2 separate regions of the Homo sapiens genome follow, and region 2 is linked to region 1. A link is an interaction called in ENCODE POLR2A ChIA-PET data of the cell type or tissue named here. Cell type or tissue: Panc1. All regions are shown on one strand. Each heading gives the region's core, and the rest is flanking DNA. Links, peaks and the distances in the headings are about the cores only.

Region 1 (7,188 bases), core at 2,818-5,317:
GGGGGGTGGGGTGGGGGAGGTGGACGGAGTGGGGGTCAGGGTCTCACTCTGTTGCCCAGGATGAAGTGCAGTGGTGAGATCTGCAATATCCACCTCCCGTTCTCAAGCAATCCTCCCACCTCAGCCTCCTGAGTAGCTGGGATTACAAGCCTGCGCTACCATGCCCAGATAATTTTTCTTCTTCTCCTTTTTTTTTTTTTTTTTTTTTGGTAGACAGGGTTTTGCCATGTTGCCCAGGCTGGTCTCAAACTCCTGGGTTCAAGTGATACATCCACCTAGGCCTCCCAAAGTCCTGAGATTACAAGTGTGAGCCACTGCATCTCACCCAGTTTTCCACTTTCTAAGGATCTGCAGCTGCTGAGACTGGCCAACACTGATTCATGACATTGTTTGGGCTAGTGACAGCAGTTTAGGTGACAGCATAGTTCATCATCAACAGTCTGCCTTTGGTCCTGGTGAAGGAGGGGTCTGAGATGACTGAAGAGATGAATGAGAACAGTTTTAGGGGTTTGGGAATTAATCTCTTGCTCCTGATTTCCTGTGGTGTGTCCTGTAAGGGAATGACTGTCCCCGGTTGTTCCTGCTTTCTAACTTTATTTAAATAAGTCTCCTTATGAGCTAGCCACACTTAAAGCCCTGTCCCCCTACTCCTCGCTGTTTAATGATGAAGACCTGTTTGTGGGCTGACAAAGGTGGGGTGGTGAGTTAGCTGGGAGCTGGAGGCATCCGATATTTCAGTCTCAAATCTTGACAATATATCAGGAATTTCCTGTGTTCTACATGACAGTTGAACATTTGTCAGAGTGATGACCTTGAGGCATTGTAAGATTTGGTAACATCAAAGTTTCCATTATGTTCAGTACACTCTCTCTACTGAAAGTAATCCTTCTAGAAAGTAATACTGATTTCAGAGAAAAAGGGTCGCCCTTAACCAAAGGCCTTATGAGTTAACGCCTGGATTTCAAAAGAGGGAGACCAACCTGGGTTCCCATCTAGTTTCACCAATTCCTAGATGTGTATCCTTAGGCAAATTTCCTTAATGCTGTGAGTATACATTTCACTGTGCACCAGCGTCACCTGGAGGGCTTGATAAAACACAGATTTCTGGCCACGTCCAGAGTTTCTGAGTCAGCAGGTCTGGGGTGGGGTCTGAGAGTTTGCCTTTCGAAAATGTTCCCATATGATGCTGATGCTGATGCTGCTGGTCTGGGAAAAACACTTGGAGAACCACTGCCTTAACTTCTTTAAGTCTGTTTTCTCATATCTAAAACAGGAATATTTAGAGTTGACATCTTTGGGGCTATTGAGAATAGGGGACACTTCAAAATACCACACTCAGAATAAGGACTCAATGGATGCTAACTCTTAAATTAATCCTTATGATTAATTGTCTAAAGCATAAAACATTTAAAATTTTAAAATGTTAAGTTTTTAAGACAGCTGATTAACCTACTGTGATTGTAAGACATATTTCTCATATAATGTGTACCCATGTCTAATAGATAAAAATGAAACTTGCCTATGAGGCTACAACCTTTTTTATGTAGACATTTTCAGTACTTTACCACATTCATTTGTTTTCACAAATTTGTTGTCTAATGATTATGCCACCCATTTGAGGCCTAAAAAAGCAATTTTTAAAAGGATGAATATTGTGTGAATAAATGTCATAAATAATATTTATCATCAGAGCTCTAATTGTTGATTTTTGAATGAGTATAGATACAAATGCAATTGTTTTAAAGACTGACTTGTCCAATAAAATTAGCCTTTAGTTAATGCTGTAAACATTGTTAGAAAAAATCAAAGCTTAGTTTGAAATGAGAATTTTAAAAGATTAAAAATAGGCCTAGGAGGTGCTTGTTAGTATTAGAGAAAATAATGGTGAGACTTTCCAAATGTCTTTCTTTTATAGGATATTTTGGCTATCTAGAATGCGCAAATGTATTTTAATAAAATGCAGATTATTCATTAAACTGTATATATAAAATATATAAAACATTGAACAGTGTTATATGAAATATAATTTTTAAAAAGAAAACACTTTTTTCTTTCATTATGTACTAAACATAAAATATATCAAAGGAGATTGGGTAATTTTTATTTTTATTTTTATTTATTTTTATTATTTTCTTATTTTTATTAAGTTGGACTCCACCTAAAGGTCAGGGCACATAAGTAGATATAGACTTCATTTGATATAGCTTGGACTCTTGCAATTATTGGTTATACGCTAAATGTTGAGAGAATTAATTGCATGTCCTTACAATGTTTGGGTTACCTTGAAAAATTCAATGACCTTCAAATTTATGATACTATATTTTATCTCTCAGGATGACATCCTTGTAATAAGCATAGGAAAGTTATTTGGCTTCAGATAGCGTCTATAGTCTTCTGGTGACATGTTTATTCACTTTGTTTATGTGGTTGTTCTTGGCCTTTTCCCCTGGATTTTCTCATACTGTTTTTTTTTTTTTTTCTTTTTTTTGCTAGGTTATTTGTTGTAGGTTAAATGTACCTCTCAAGTTTAGCTCCAGTTTTTGTGTTCCATGTAAAAATGTATAATGAGGCCTAGAAACAGTAATACAGATTTTGTGTTTAAAACTGATTTCTTATGCTGAAAACCGTAGAGGAATTACAACCATCATGTAGATTACTTAGGAAATAGATCTTCCTTTTAGAATGTAATTTGTTACTCTGAAGCTTGAAAAAAAAGAAAAAGGAAAGTTCTGGTAGTGTGTCATTTCTGAATATTCCCTTGGAATTGACTATATTTTGAGTTTTAAATTTTTCTCTTCTTAGTATAATAAAAACAGCATGTAAAAGTAATTTTTGATCCTGATAACGTTTCCTGGTTTCATTTCCGTTAGTATTTAAAAAGGAAAAAAAAATATTCTCCAAAGTTTTCATAATTTTATGTTGACTGAGTGAGGTGTTTGTGATACTTTTTCTTTTGCAATTCTTTGTTCATATTAGGATTTTTTAAAGCAATTTTTTTTTCTGTTTAATGATCTTTAAAACAGACGTTTCTTCCTTGTTATTCTTGTCTGTGACCTAGTCTTAAAGTTAAGCTTCAAGTAATGCTAGTTTATCAGCTGTAACAGGATACAGCATGAAGTCTGAGCAGAAAAGTTTAAAGACACATAATAATAAGTAAAGCATAGCTTAGTGAGGTTATCTAAGAAATTTTAACTCTTAAGGACCATCTAATTTGAATACTTATGATATAAAATGTTAATGAAAAAATCCACATATCCTAGCAGTGCGGAGGTGTTTCATTTGTTTAAAGCAAATAATCTATCCAGGTATTGTGGCACTGGTGAACTTGCCTTGGTGAATTTACAGTTGCCCAGGCTCTGCCTGACTTTGCAGGCTTGGAAAACTGGTTTGTTAGCACTCCAAGAGCAGATCTAATTCTCAGAGTAGACTTACGTTAATCAAGCTCAGAGAGACGTATTAGTATGTGAACCAGAATGCTAACTTGGGCACTTAGGTTCTCCAGACACCAAATCTGTTTTGAATAGTCGAACTACAAATGCAGACTCCATTTGGGATACTGCTGGGTGAACATGAAATCAGCGTAAGTGATCAAGGTACCATTCAAGTGTTTAGTGGCTTCAGGCTTATGGTCCTTATGGCTTTTTTTTTTCAAATCAGACACTCTGTGTGTCCCCAGGAAGGGATAAATCATGTGCTTATATATTGGCATACTCTTCAGTGGATCATAGTTGGATGTTTAATCCCAATAAAACTTCTGTTCTATGACCTTCCTTTTGTTTGTTCTTTTGCTGACCAACTCACATCCTTTTCAAGATAAAACCATGTTTTTTAAGATAGGTTATATCATTCTATCGAAGTACAAATAAATTTTGGTTCCCTGGAAAACTCTTGTTTGTCCTATGTTTTCTAAAACCTTTAATATTTTGGCAAACTATAAAAGTTAGTTGAAATATGTGAAAGGAACCTATAATCTTCATCGCATTTTTTTAGACAAATTTCTATATTAAAATTGTATGCAATTGCCAACGTGTATCACCTTGGAAAAATTTTAATATTTGCAATAAAATGATTTATTCATGAGTTGTACTATGAATTTCTAAGTCTTGTAGTTAAAACAGTTTATTGCTTGTTTCTAATTATAAAACTAATACATGCTTTTTCAAGAAAATCATAGAATAGAGACATGAATAAAGAAGAAGTTAAAATGTATTAATAATCCTGCCACACAAAGAAAGCCCTTCTTAATATTTTTGCATATATATTTTTGACACATAAAAATATTACTTGACTGTTAAGTGATTATATTAGTCAGGGTTCTCCAGACAAATAGAACCAGTAAGATATATGTCTCTCTCTATGTGTACACACACTCCCACACACACATATATATTATATGTATGTATTTATATTTTTATATACAACATATTATATATAATAGTAATAAATATATACTAATAAAAATTATATTTATAGTTTTATATATAATACATCATATTGATTATGTATATAATATATATATTATATATATGTATGTATTCAGGGGAACCATAGAGAAATGGCTCACATAATTGTGTGACTGTGGGGGCAGGCAAACTGAAATTTACAGGGCATGCCCACAGATTAAGGACTCAGGGAAGAGTGGATATTGCCGTCTTGAATCCAAAGGCAGTCTGGGGGCAGAATTATTTCTTCCTTAGAGAACCTCAACATTTTTTCTTAAGGTGTTTGATATGGATTGGCTGTGTCCCCACCCAAATCTCATCTTGAATTGTAGCTCCCATAATTCCCATGTGTTGTGGGAAGGATCTGGTGGGAGATAATTCAATCATGGGAGTGGTGTCTTCCATACTGTTGACCTGGTAGTGAATAAGTCTCATGAGATCTGATGGTTTTATATGGGGAAACCCTTTTCTCTTGGTTCTCATTCTCTCTTACCTGCCACCACATAAGATGTCCTTTTTGCCTTCCGCTATCATTGTGAGGCCTCTCCAGTCACGTGGAACTGTGAGTCCATTAAACCTCTTTTTCTTTATAAATTACCCAGTCTCAGGTATGTCTTTATCAGCAGCGTGAAAATGGACTAATACAGCGTTCAACTGGTTGGATGAGGTTCAGCCACATTATGGAGGGTAATTTGCCTTACTCAAAGTCTACTGATTTAAATTTTAATCACATCTAAAAAATACCTTTATAGCAACATCTAGACTGCTGTTTGAACAAATGACTGGGTACCATAGCCCAGCCAAGATCATACAAAATTAACCATCACAATATATAAATAAATACATACATACATACACACACACACACCCCACACATACATACTATATATGAAATACAATATATATTATATATGTATATATACTGTATATATATGCACATATCCTATACTTAATATTTGTATGTATATATACAAAAATTACATATTTTCTCTCTCTAAATATAGAGAGTGTGTATGTGTATTTGCTGCTCCTCAGTTTTCTGTCTCCTTTATGTGCTACTTTTGCTTAACTTACCTCCTCCTTTCTTCCTCCCTCCCATCACCTCTCCCGTACTCCTTTTCTTCCATCCTCCTTCCTTCTTCTCCCCTGCTCTTCAAACCACTTATATAACTGATGACTCCCAGAACTGTCTTCTAAGCTACAGACTGATAAGTGCCAAATGTTTACTATCATTTCCACTTGAACATCCTGTAGTCACCTCAAAAAGCAAATGTCTGAAATGGAATGTCTAATTTCCTCCAATCTGTTCCTTCTTTTTTTCTTGTCTCCATGAATGAAATTGGCCCAGACAGTTTTTAATGCCACCTTCTTTTTTATATGCATAAACCTATGAACCATTCTATTCCCATTCAGTGGCTACCGTGAATAGTATCTGTTGGCCAAATAGCTCACAATACATCACTACCATTTGTCTTTTCTTAGCTGGTGCCTTTGCCTATATACTTCATCCCTTTGAAACTGTGTTTGTCACACAGTTATTATGAAAACCTATTTGATATGTGAATTCAAAGTTATCATTTCCTTCCTTAAGATCTCTCAAAGGGTCCTATTGCCTTCATGGTAAAATCCATATTCCTTAGCCTGTTACCCAAAGTCTTTCATGATTTGATCCCTGCCTAAATCCTTTGTCTCATTCACAGGAGCCTTCCTTCTCATTGCTAAAATAACAGGGCATAAAATATTGAGGACAAAGGATTAAACACTGGGCAAGCATTAAATGATTCTAATGAAAAATTACAACAAAAATGAATTAAATCATGATGCTGACCACAGTTTTTTAAATAATTTTTGGTTGGTGATTTCTTAATAATAACTGAATTGCCAGTCTCCTGTTAAAGAGTTTTGTCACTGGAAGTATATTTAATAAGAGTTGTTATAACACACTACACTACAGAAAGTAGAACTGACATTCTCTTCCATGCCGAAGAGAGAAATCTCTTATAATGATAAAGATTCTCATTTAATTGGAGTCTCTAGATATGTTACAGAGGTTTAAAGTACTTCTTCCACAAATCATCTTTGCACTTCTACTTAACATGTATTAAATTGCTTTGCTTAATTATAAATATCCTATAATCCTAAATGAGATCCCTAAATGGCTTTAGGGATTGATAGAAACCATTAAAAATGAACACATAATAGAAGTTATGTTTCATTTCCTAGGAACTGATTCTAAATTAAAACATGGATTAAATTTCTGGGAATAACTATACACATTATTTAATGTGTTTCTTAAATTTAAAATATATGAAGAAATTATTATTCATAACCTTATTGATAACTGGCCATAAATGGCCCATAAATGTTTGCTTATACTGTTTAATATATTATCCTAAAAAAAATCACTCAATTTTTAATAGTTTTTTTAATGTGTTGGCTGACAGTCTATACATTATTTTGGATTAAATGAAGAGAATTAACCTAAAGAAATCAAAATCTCAACAGCAATGACTGATTTACCTATTATAAAAGTTATCCATGCTTTTTGTTGTTTTATTCTTAAATATTCTATTAACTTGCTCATTGTATTATTTGTACTTTATATTGATGAGGATCAATAAATGTTACTTGACAGTACTGATGTACAATTTAATAAAATTGATTTATATATTTTCATCTGCTTTCAGGTGCCCTTTCTGAATAAATTTTTATAGTTTATCTGTGAGAATTATTAACCATATTTAAT
Region 2 (7,188 bases), core at 2,281-4,780, 68 kb before region 1:
TCCTGGTGGTACCTGCAGCTCAAATGTCCAAAATGCGACTTTTCATCTTGCTTCTCATTCCTGACTTTCCTCTATTATTTCCTAACGATGATAATGATGCCATTATCCATCCAACCCTCCAGACCAGAAACCTGCGATTGATTCTTCCCGACTTTCTTTCCACAGCAGTTGAGCCTCAGGTCTTGCTGATGTTTTCTCCTGAACAGCTTCAGTATTTTCCCACTTATCTCCATTTCCTTTGCAATTTGAATCAGAATCACCATTATTTCTCATCTTAGTAACTATAATACTCTTTTGCAAGTACAAATCTCATCAGTCCCTCTAGATGCTCACTCAGAGATTCTCAATTGCTTCTAAAGTCTTAATTTTTAAAAATGACTTCCAAGGATCTATATGACCCCAGCATTGTGGCCTAGAATTCAACCCCATCCCTTTGATCTAGTAAAATGTATATATTGGCTGGGTGTGGTGGCTCACGCCTATAATCCCAGCACTTTGGGAGGCTGAGGCGGGTGGATCATGAGGTCAGGAGTTTGAGACCAGCCTGGCCAACATGATGAAACCCCATCTCTCCTAAAAATGCTAGAATTAGCCATGTGTGGGGGTGGGCATCTGGAGTGGCAGCTACTGGGGAGGCTGAGGCAGGAGAGTTGCTTGAACCTGGGAGGCGGAGGTTGCAGTGAGCTGAGATGGCGCCATTGTACTCCAGCCTGGGCAACAGAGCGATACTCTGTCTCAAAAAAAAAAAAGTACATTTTGCTTCAGAGTTCAGCAGAGCCATCACTTCCACCTGGGCTCTTTTTCTTTATCCCCACTCCTCCCACACCCACCACAAGTTAAAGGTAACCATAAATGGACCACCCTCTATCCCTTTATCATAGTATGTCACTCCTGCATTGTGAGGAAATCTTCATTCTTCTGTATTTGGCACTTACTTCTCACCGCTGTGTATACCTTGTAGTACCTGGCACAGGTCACAAAAGTATTATTATTAATTTTTTGTCAATAAAAGATTGTATACAAAGATTCTTTTCAACCAACATCAATGAAAAAAGGTGTTTTTCGTTATATTTGAAGGGTAAGGTACAATTTACATTTTGTTCCCACAGTGGAAATGAGTGATTGCGCACAAATTATCCATATTTTTATACCTGCTCGGCCTTATGCCTCATTTTTTTCCTGTTTGGAAACAAATAATTTTTTTCTAGAATAAACTAATTAGAAGTCATATTTGTGAGTGTCCAATGCAGCTCAGCTTTTTCAAAAGAGCTTCAAGTACAACATTATTTAATACATATTCTGATCATTAGCTCAGATGATAAAATTTGACTATAAAATTTAGTGAACCTTAAGTAGAATGAAATTATGTTTCAGAATCTATACTAAACAGCAGATATTATACATAGGTATTTAAAGGGGAATATGCATTGATGGACATCACTAGAAATAAGCAAAAGTTTCCTTAAATTGTTACATAAGCAGAAAAAAGTATTCATTAACATTATAGCTAAATGTATAGTGTAAAAGTTTACCTCAATGTTTACTTTAATAACCTAACATGTACCGCTTGAAACTCAATTAAAAGGCATGACAACATAGAACCTTGAAAATAATTTGGAATTTAGATTTTTAAAATATTAAATTAAAAAAATAATAGATTTAAAAACAATTGCTACTTTATTTTTAAATTATCAAAATTATTAATTTAAGTATTTTAAAATATAAATATTTCCATGTAAATGTAAAACAATTTACAGATATTAAATATTTAAGACTCTAAATATTTAATTATTTTTGGAACACTCTGCTTTTGTTTAAAGTGAGACACAAAATTCAGAAACTAGAATGTCACAGCCTTTGCCATTGCAGCTTGCTTCCTTTGACTGAGATGTGCTGATAGTAACCATTTTCTAAGCTATAATGATTAATGCTACTTAGGGGAGGTAGGAAAAAAGTTAATTTAACTGGAGTCGTTCAGTTTTAAAGGGATTTTATTGAACACAGAAAGTATACACAAACACACACACACACTGAAGAAATATTTTAATATGCCTGTTACAGATGCAGTTACAGCTCTTTTTTGTTTTTCAGTGTTTTTAGAATGTCAGATCCAAATATTTTTTATTTTTTAAAAATAAAGTTGAAACATATGATTTATTCATGAAATTTCAGAGGGGGAAAATATGAACAAAGGAATCCCTCTCCCTCTAACCTTGCCCTGAAATGCTACAATGACTGTGATAATTAGCTCCATGTTATTATAGATTATTTTTCTTATAAATAATTTATATTTCAGTTTGCTTTAGTTCTTTAAAAAGGCAAAGCATGAAATTGATTAGATATAATTGTACGTTTGATTAATATTTAATTTGAAATTATTTTGCAGCTTCAAGTTTAGATGTAACTGTCACATTTTAGAATACTAAGTGTATATTAGATAGCTTGGTATAAATGTCTTCCTAATTATTCACTTTTTTATTATTCAAAAGCACCATTTCTCATAGCTATACATCATGTTTTATAATGTGTGTATGTGTATGTATACATACTTATACATGTATGTGTGTATATGTATTTATATATGTGTATTTTTTTTTTCTTTTGTTGGATAACAGAGTTGACTCAATTTAGACATCACCTTTTTTTTCTTCCCTAAGGAGTTCAGGTCATAATTCAATAATACTACATATATAACAAGTACTGTTATAAATGCAAGTATTAACCAATTTGAAAACATAGCTCATTCATTCCACATAAAACACAAGTTCCTACTTTGAGGGACTGTTTGCATCGCCTCCTTCGCCTTCTCAGAGGAACTCAGGAAATCAGTTCACCTTCTTAGAGGAACTCAAGTAATCAGAGCTGTTGCTCCACTGAAGCTCCTGGAAGGGTAGAGGCCAGAGGACCTCCTATGGGGACAGATTTCTCGGGCAGCTTGAGTTGATGAGCTGGAGAGGTGGCTTGAGGAAGGAGTAACTTCTTCTGGAATGAGAAGTTTCTCACTTCTTCCTCTTCTTTCCAGTCACATCATTTCTTTCTTCCCTTAGCGGCATTTCAATTTTCTAGAAAAGCGGAGACTACTATAGAGTAGCATTACACACACCATTTAAAGCTTTTTCTCTGATTCAGCTGAAGTCTCTGGAATCTGTCTGGTGGCAATCTACAATTCTATGGACAGTCACTCTGGTCCTGGGGAAAGGGAAGATATTAATCAGTCCCTTTCCACTTTAGAAAATGACTTGCAAAAAATAAATGAAACAAACCAGGGATGGGATCATGTGAATAAGATATTTTTGCTTACCATTGAGTTTCCTTCATGAAATGTCAGTTCCATGAGGATAAGGACCTTGTAACTCCTAATAACTGCTGATCTAGAACAGTACCTGGCACAGAAAAAGTCTCAAAAATGTTTAGTGAATGAATGTACTCTGAGCTTAACTCTTGAAGCTGATTTTCTGGGGCTGAAAGGTAAGGACCTGATAGTATCTCTGGAACTCTGTGACTTCATTTTCTTGTCTATAAGAGGGCAATGCTATATGTTATCTTGCTTAATAATTGCATAATTGGATAACTATTGGAAAATAATTTGCACTAGTCAGAGATAGGCATTATCCAGATAAGAGATAATTATCTTTATTAAATAGTCAATGATGTCCTTAGAACTTCTGATATTTCTAATGGTTTTGCAAAACTGCAGTCTTAGTGCCTGAAAGAAAATCAGACAATGAGTCCAGATGCGATAGCTCACACCTGTAATGCCAGCACTTTGGGAGGCAGAGGCGGGTGGATCCCTTGAGGTCAGGAGTTCGAGACTATGGTGAAACCCCATCTCTACTAAAAATACAAAAGTTAGCCAGGCGTTGTGGTGCATGCCTGTAATTCCAGCTACTCGGGAAGCTGAGGCAGGAGAATCGCTTGAACCCGGGAGGCAGAGGTTGCAGTGAGCTGAGATCGTGCCACTGCACTCCAGCCTGGGTGACAGAACAAGAATGAGACTCTGTCAAAAAAAAAAAAAAAAAAGAAGAAGAAGAAGGAGAAGAAGAAAATCAGACAGTGGTTTTATAAAAAAGTAATCGAGAGAGGATAGGGAGAGGAAGAGGGAGAAGGAGAAAGACAGGGAGAGGACTTTAAATTAGTTAGCTCTGACTACCTTGCCTATGAACTTTTCTTTGAAATTATGCTTTTCTATGAGAATTTGTATATTTTTTGTTGATGTTTCTAGCCTTTTAGCCTGATGATAGGACCTTTGAGTGTCTGTCTAGGATACATTGGTAGGTAAGGGTAGACCATGATCATTTTTGGCAGAAATGAAGCCTGTTTCCAGAAGGCACGTTCCTCCATGATTTTCCTGAACATTTTTGGTTGATGACTTGGGGGTCAGGGAATCCATTCAGGTGAGAGGTTAGTTTTTTGGTCTTCAAATTGGAAGAGCAACTTTAGCCTTTGATTTGTATTATCTTCTCACAGCAACTATTATGTTGACTGCCTGTACATGCCTTCAATACCATGTAAACCTAGTTTATCTTTTGTATATTTGATTTCTTAGATGGTTAGAGCTGCCTGTAATCCCAGCACTTTGGGAGGCCGAGGTGGGCAGACCTCATGATCTACTAAATAAGAGAAATTTTCTCTTATTAATAAGAAAAACCCATCTCTACTAAAATAAGAAAAAATAGCTGGGCATGGTGGTGCACGCCAGTAGTTCCAGCTACTCGGGAGGCCAAGGAAGGGGAATCGCTTGAACCCGAGAGGCGGAGGTTGCAGTGAACTGAGATCGTGCCACTGCAGTCCAGCCTGGACAGAGCAAGATTCTGTTTCAAAAAAAAAAAAAAGGATTGTTAGAGCTGTTTCCTGTTCTTTTATATGTGTTGTGTTTTCCTTGTACATAATATTTTGAAAACTTTAACTATTCATGCCAGATTTTGTTCCCTGTTTAAAAGTGTGTTTCTGTGTCAGTGAACTTTTACATATTTTATATACAAACATACCCATTTGTATTGTTACTCAAAAACTTTTGAAAAATGCTTGTTACTTTCCTAAAATAAGGTGAGCTTATATTGCGAACAAAATCGTATTATTTCAGAGGCATTCCATTTGGGACATTTACTGTACTACAGGGAATCTCTCATTTCAAAATGACCTGTGTTGCAGTTATTGTTTATAAAACTGTTCATTTATCTGACATAAGGGGCTAATCAAACTGCTTAAGTACATTCCTGGATGTTTGGAAGATTTTTAAGCGCCATAGAGAGGGTACTTATGCTATGGAAATTGTGTTTATATATATATGCATAATTGCCACTGAAATTCTGAACAGACCCAAAGGAAGAAAAATACTGTGATTTAAATAAAGCTAACATAATTAATTTATATCTATTTTATATTTGACTTAGTGGGATAAATTGTTTTGTGGAAAACCATATTATAAAATAGTCTAAGTTTTTTATAGTTGAGGAAGAATTTGAGGTGAAAGATCATGTTAATTGTAACAATTGCCAGTACTTTGTGTTCACTATGTGTCTGGCACTGATTTATGTTTATTAATTTACTACATCCTCAGAACAATTCAGTGAAGTAGGTATTACTAATATTCTTACTTTGAGATTATGAAACCGAGGCTCAGGTAGTTTAAATAAATTTGCCATGTCACACGCAGTGGCTCATGCCTGTTATAACCAACACTTTGGGATGCTGAGGCAGGAGGATTGCTTGAGGCCAGGAGTTGGAGCCCACTCTGGGGAAAACATGTTGAGATCTTGCCTCTGCAAAAATAAAGTAAAATAAAATTTAAAAAAAGTAAAAAAATAAAATCAGCTGAGCATGGTGACATGCACCTGTGGTACCAGCTACTTTGGAGGCTAAGTTGAGAGGCAGTGATGGGAGGATCATTTGACGGCCCAGAGGTTGAGGCTGCAGTGAGCTGTGTTTGTGTCATTGCACTCCAGCCTGGGTAACAGAGTAAAACCTTCTGTCAAAAAAAAAAAAAAAAAAAAAAAAAAAACTGAAAGAAAGAAAAAGAAAGGCTGGGTACGGTGGCTCATGCCTGTAATCCCAGCACTTTGGGAGGCCGAGGTGGGCGGATCATCAGATCAGGAGTTTGAGACCAGCCTGACCAACATTGTGAAATCCCGTCTCTACTAAAAATAAAAAAAAGTTAGCCGTGCGTGGTGGCACCTGCCTGTAATCCTAGCTACTCAGGAGGCTGAGGCAGGAGAATTGCTTGAACCTGGGAGGCAGAGGTTGCAGTGAGCTGAGATTGTGCCACTGTACTCCAGCCTGGGCAACAGAGCAAGACTCCATCTCAAAAAAAAGAAAAAAAAAATTGTCCATGCCTATAATCCTTATGTTATTTTGTCTCTAACAGTTAAAGCCTTTCATTAATCATGAAGGATTCTTAATCATGAAAGTGAAATGTAGGACAAATTCATCTTGTATGTAAGACAATTACCTTCTCACTAAATAATGCTAAGGCATGATATATTTTATTTCCTTTGGGAATATAATTGTTACTATAGTAGTCAGTATGTTGCAAAATACGCAGTTTTTAATTTACATTTTCCTATTTGTTTTCCGAATTCACACTGAATCATAGATAACAATCAGTACAATGTTAGGATTGTTTTACATTTAATTCCTTCTTACACATGAAACTATTACATTTTCACCCTGCCACAGGTAATTGGTTCCAGACCTTTATGTTTTGCATTTAGGATTAAGCTGTGGCTTTGATATCTATGCATTATTAGCAAATCAAGTTATCACAAGATTAGTATACTAAAAAATGGATTCCTCCAATAAAATTTGAGATGGGCTAAAAGGAGGTAAACTGCTAGTTGGTTGTTTCTTCTTTTTGCCTTTATTGTCCTTTATTAAGGCCTATAATTTTAACCTCCATCGATTTACCTTCCTCAACTTTTTCTGTGATGTAAAGACAAAGTAGCTTTGGGTAAAGAAACCATTATTTAATCTGGCCCTGTAAAATAACATGACCAGGGAGATCATGTCCAGGCAGGATCAATACTGAGATCTTCTGACATGGAATAGGTAATCTTTTAAAGCCTAGATATTGACAGGACAATCCACTAAGTAAATAGCTGGGAAGCAGTAAAGCTTCAATTGGCTTACCGTGTTAGCACATACTATTTCCATTTTCTTGCAGTGACAAGGCTGTTCTTGGGCCATGTTCAG

Evidence for each region. Peaks named below come from ENCODE experiments on the same cell type or tissue, not always from the same donor. Only the 100,000 strongest peaks of a DNase experiment are listed, where the experiment ranks them.
Region 2: POLR2A ChIA-PET joins it to region 1 with 5 read pairs; 5 of 35 experiments call an interaction of 5 or more read pairs at or near these places.

The regions. Positions count from the first base shown.
Region 1 is chr3:78,851,585-78,858,772 of GRCh38, reverse strand. All of the region lies in intron 4 of ROBO1 (roundabout guidance receptor 1), which reads left to right. Among named protein-coding and RNA genes, the nearest start is that of MIR3923, 650 kb to the left of the region's middle. In Panc1, for the core only: no CTCF peak of the experiment used is centred there; no DNase peak of the experiment used is centred there; H3K4me3 peaks cover 224 bases; H3K27ac peaks cover 1,034 bases.
Region 2 is chr3:78,919,438-78,926,625 of GRCh38, reverse strand. All of the region lies in intron 4 of ROBO1 (roundabout guidance receptor 1), which reads left to right. Among named protein-coding and RNA genes, the nearest start is that of MIR3923, 580 kb to the left of the region's middle. In Panc1, for the core only: no CTCF peak of the experiment used is centred there; no DNase peak of the experiment used is centred there.